Regions from separate parts of the Homo sapiens genome. Here region 2 is linked to region 1. A link is a loop called in an ENCODE intact Hi-C map of the cell type or tissue named here. Cell type or tissue: PC-9. All regions are shown on one strand.

Region 1 (2,500 bases):
CAGGAAATTGTCACCAGAGGCCTTAGGTGGGACCCAGTACTGTGCTGGCTTCAGGTGTGACCCAGCACAATCCCAGCAGTGATGGCTATGGGAGTGCTTGTGTCACCCCTTCCTCAACTCCAGGCACCTCAGCATGGAGAGAAAGACTTTGTCTGTTTGGGAGAAGGTATGGGAAGAGAACAAGAGACTGTCTGGTAATCCAGGGACTTCTCTCAGATTTCACCCAAGACCACTAAGGTGATACTTTTATGGGTCTGCAAGAGTCACAGCATTACTGAGTTTGGGGTTCCCCCTATTGTGTATTTGGCTGCAGTGACCAAATAATTCGATTACGACGCTCATTTCCCTTTGAATACTTGAAAAGCCTTCTCAAGAAGGACAAGTACAAACCAGCCCACACTGAAAAGATTAAATACCTAACTCTTTAATGCCCAGACACTGGCAAATATCCACAAGCATCAAGACCACCAAGGAGAACATGACCTCACCAAACTAAATAAGGCATCAGTGACCAACTCCAGAGTTAGAGAGATATGTGACCTTTTACACAGAGAATTCAAAATAGCTGTTTTAAGAAATCTCAATGAAATCCAAGGTAATACAGAGAGGGAATTCAGAATCCTGTTAAATATATTTAACAAAAAGATTGAAGTAATTTAAAAGAATCGAGCAGAGATTCTGCAGCTGAAAAATTCAATTGACACACTGAAGAATGCATTAGAGTCTCTCAACAGCAGAATTAACCAAGCAGAAGAAAGAATTAGTCAGCTTGAAGACAGGCTATTTGAAAATACACAGGGGAGTCAAAAGAAAAAAGAAAATAATGAAATTTATAAAATAGCTTCAAAAAGGCAAATATAAGTTATTGGTCTTAAAGTGGAGGTAGAGAGGGAAATCAGAGTAAAAAGTTTATTCAAGGAGATAATAACAGATAACTTCCCAAACCTAGAGAAAAATATCAATATTCAAGTGTAAGAAACCTATATAGGCCGGGCGGCGTGAGGGCTGGGGAACCTCCTCCCCGCCTGGGCACCCCGACCTTCGCGGCCCAGATCCTCCCGCCAGCCCAGCCCAGGGGGAGCGAGGCGACGGTTGCCGGGAAGCGCGCAGCACCCCTCCCTCCCATTCTTCGTCCTCCCCTGGCGCACCGCCCGTTTTTCCTCTTTCTCCGTTAAAAACAACTGGGTGGCTGTGGGAAGAGGGAAGGTGGCGCCGGCGGAGTCTGGGCAGGCGCCTCCCACTCAGCCGCCAGCAGCCCTGGGAGCCGGAGGATGGCTGCGGTAGCAGCCACAGCCCCAGAGGAGGCGGTGCCCGACGCCCGGGGCGCCCAGCGCGCCCAGACCGGCAGTGGCCTTCATGGCGCACCAGAACCTAAACCAGAGGCAGCCACACGGACACCTGAGCCGCCTCTTCCTGCTAGAGCCAGCGAGGTGTGCCCGCAGCCGAGACCCCTTCCTCTCCACGTCTCCTCGTCTCCTTGTCTCCCGTGCCCGCGTCAGGCCGCCAGCCTCGCCCACCTCCCCAGGAAGAGCGCGCCGGGCGCCGACTTCCCCTGGGGCGGCGGCCCTGGACGTGCGGGGGGTCTCTCTGGGCCGGCTGCTGCGCCTTGGCCCTGCCCTCTAGCTCCCGCGCTCGCTCCCGCCCTCCTGGCTCTCCGGGCGCGCCTGGCGGGGCAGGGCGGACATGGGCACCAAGCAGAGGAGCCGCACGCGCACGTACTGGGGCTCGGATCTACCTTCCAGTAGCAACGGAGGAGCCAATGGGACCGCGGGCGGCGGCGGGGGCGCTCGGGCCACCGCGGGGCGGTTCCCGGCTCAGGTGCCCAGTGGGCACCAGCCCAGCGCCTCGGGCGGCGCTGCTGCGAAGGCCCTGGCAGCCCCGCGCAGCCGCTCCCGCGGCGGGGCCGTGGGGAGCGTGGCTTTGGGGGCCCGCGCAGCGCAGTCCTCCTTCAGCATGCCGAACAGTAGCAGCGGCCTATAGGGCTTACAGGACTCGGTGCACAGCAGCGCTGAGGAAGGTGGCGCGGCCGGTCCAGGCCGGTGGGCGGGAGCCCCGCCATGCAATGCCTGGTGATCAGCACCTTCCAGCTCACCTCTTGCCGCCCATGTTTGGAGGTGCTGAGAAACATGTCTGTTCTTCAAGAGCCAGCTAATCATTTTTACCAAGTATGATAATTAGCTGCCCTGATTCAGATACCATTTCCTTATTGTGACATAGGGGTGACTACTGTCAGAAAACCCTGAAAATGTTTTAAAACAAGAACTAATGGAGCTTGGCGATTCTTGCCACGCTTTTCCAGAGCTCGGACCTTGCTATTATTTGCTACTGGGCACCCACAAACCCTTGCTTATTAAACTGATCTCCTTCAAGACTCAAGAAAAGCGCCATGCGGCTCCCTCCTAGGGCTCTCCTGCCCTCTCCACACCAAAGCCCAGAGTGGTCTTCCTGGAGAACTGAGGCGCCTGCAGTTTGTGCACCTTTTCCTGGAGCTGCGCCAGGA
Region 2 (2,500 bases), 77 kb before region 1:
CTCTTCAGGGATAAGGGAATCATGTGCCACGTGGGTAGCCTCCCCAGTCTAGCACCCAGTATATAGCCTATGCAGAATGAATACCTGAGGGCTGCTGGGGGCGAAAACAAGGTCCCTGTGACAGGACTTGAAGCCTGGGGGTCTCGGTGACAGGAGTGGGCCTAGTTTTTAGGTGTAGAATTGAGCCTTGCGTGCACTGGTGGGATCTTATTGAAAGGATCCCCTCCAAGACTAGAGGAAGATGCATCCTGACAATGTAGGCTCTGTAGGCGTCCCAAGTACCTGGGCTGGGGGTTAGATGGACTCCAAGGCATTTCCTCAGGTGGCAATGGGAGGATCCCTGGGAAGGCAAAGCTGTGCAGGAAGAAAATGGCAAGATGCTACATTCCCTCAGGGAAAGCCCCTTTACCGGGAGCAGGGAAGGCGAGGTAGTTTAGGCTGGGTCAGTTTGTCCCTGCCCTCAGAGTCTGTTGGTCCTGGAAAAAGAAGGCCTTATTTTATTTATTTATTTTTCTTTGAGACAGTGTCTTGCTCTGTCGCCCAGGCTAGAGTGCAGTGGCTCGATCTCAGCTCACTGCAACCTCCGCCTCCAAGGCTCAAGCGATCGTTCTGCCTTAGCCTCCAGAGTAGCTGGGACCACAGGGACCACAGGCGCCCGCCAGGACGCGGGCTTGCTTTTATTTATTTATTTATTTATTGAGAGAGAGCCGTAGCCTCCCTATGTTGCCCAGGCTGGTCTTGAACTCCTGGGCTCGAGCGATCCTCCCGCCTCGGCCTCCCAAAGGGATGGGATTACAGGCATGAGCCACCGCTTCCGGCCAAAAGAGGGCTTTAGGGCACCCCCAGAACGCGAGATCTCCCTCATCTGTCATCTTTAAAGAGGAGGAAGTGGACTCCCAGTCCAGCCATAGTCCATTCGTCCGGAGCACGGTCACTCCGGGGTGGCCAGGACCAAATGTGCCTCCTTCTGGCTTTTGCACCGCACCAACTAATCCGCGCCAGGCCGCACAGCTGCTCTGGCCTTCGGGGAGGACTCCTGGAGCGCGGTGTACACTGCTCCGGAGTCCCTCCGCAGGAGTTGAGGCAGCGAGTTCCGAGGGCGGGGTGGGGCGGAATCCGGAGGCACGCGGACCCGGTGGAACGCACTGCGCAGACGGCGCCGGCGCCTGCACTCAGCTGTTGACGAGTCTTTCTTCCAGCTCTACCCTGAAAGTCCTCCAGGCACCGGTCTTTTTTTTCTGCCTTTTGTTTCCCTCCCGGCGAGTCGGCGCGACAGTGAATTTCCGTTTCCCGCGGTGTCCAAGCGGACCTGAGGAGTTGCAGCTGTGAGCAGGTTCGGTGGTGCCGCGGGCTGGGGTAGGCGGCGGTGGGGTCCCTGGCTCTGGGGCACTGGGAAGATCGCGAGTCGTGCGCGTGGGAAGGTCCTCCGGCTCATCTTTGCTCCCCAGGAGCAGCATATTTCGCATCTGCCAGAGGTGTGCCCGGGGGTCGTTGGGAGAGGGACGGGGTGAATCCCTGCAGAGAGCCGGGACGGGGAGGGAAGGTGTCGGGGAGACGTGGTTTCCTGGCGACGTGGTCCCGGCAGGCGACTTAGACCTGAGCCGAATGTGTTGACCCCAAATTGTGCTTTTCCCAAGAAGAAAAGGGAGAGAAACATTAGGACAAGTTCGGAACTAAAATATAGTAGAGAAGCAACATAATCTCTGAAATCACACAGCTATTCGGTTTCAAAGAGTTCCTAGTGCCCAGCTCTCCTAACTCCCGGCTGGTGTTCCTTGACATTATGGTGATATATAAAGACTTTCTATTTCCGCTCGTGTGTGTGTCTGTGGGAAGCCTCTGACTCACCTCTGTGCCCCAGTAGCACCCTGTGCAGCCTTGCAATGTAGCCCTTATTGCATGGCACGAAAGATACTAGTTTGGATTCTCTGCAAGTCAGATCATAGGTATATCCATTTACTGGCACAGTGGCTAGCACATCATAGACAGACACAAACATTTATTAAACGGAATTAATACAGGACCTTAATTGAATGAAGTGGCACCCTGCCCCGCTGTTTTTCAATCAAGCTGTCAGATTTTATGCAGCCCGATATTCTAAAAAAAAAACTCACTAATTCAGTGATTACCAATTTATTGGCCACAGATTCCCAGGTACCTCAGAAATCACTGGAAGGGTCTCTGTAAGTCCATAGGGTCTCCAGGCATCATTTAGAACCAGTCATATCTCACACATGCAGATATTGCTATTTTTCAAATGTATGTAGATGAGTTGTAATTTAGGAGTTTTGCAGAGTCAACAGGTACTAAAAGTAATACTGTGATCATGTTGGAAGTTCATAAAAGCATTTTAAATTTTTTATTAAAATTTAAGTTTTGGTTTAAGTTAGGAAACCACTTCATTAGTCCAGTCAATATCTAGGTCTGAGCTGTCTAGTATGGTAGCCACATGTGACTATTTAGAGTTGGAATGAAATTAATTAAAAATTCGTTTTTTTCA

Evidence for each region. Peaks named below come from ENCODE experiments on the same cell type or tissue, not always from the same donor. Only the 100,000 strongest peaks of a DNase experiment are listed, where the experiment ranks them.
Region 2: it touches region 1 in a loop (8-fold over the local background); 1 of 110 quality-filtered maps calls a loop at or near these places.

Annotation. Positions count from the first base shown.
Region 1 is chr10:79,980,483-79,982,982 of GRCh38, forward strand. It overlaps a transcript of SFTPD not described here, the pseudogene ZNRF2P3 and the pseudogene DPY19L2P5. Among named protein-coding and RNA genes, the nearest start is that of SFTPD, 33 kb to the left of the region's middle. In PC-9, no CTCF peak of the experiment used is centred here; a DNase peak (open chromatin) is centred at 1,319; H3K4me3 peaks cover 2,019 bases.
Region 2 is chr10:79,903,717-79,906,216 of GRCh38, forward strand. It overlaps the pseudogene BMS1P21. Among named protein-coding and RNA genes, the nearest start is that of SFTPD, 44 kb to the right of the region's middle. RefSeq lists an enhancer at 1,254-1,353. In PC-9, no CTCF peak of the experiment used is centred here; a DNase peak (open chromatin) is centred at 1,095; H3K4me3 peaks cover 1,781 bases; H3K27me3 peaks cover 1,395 bases.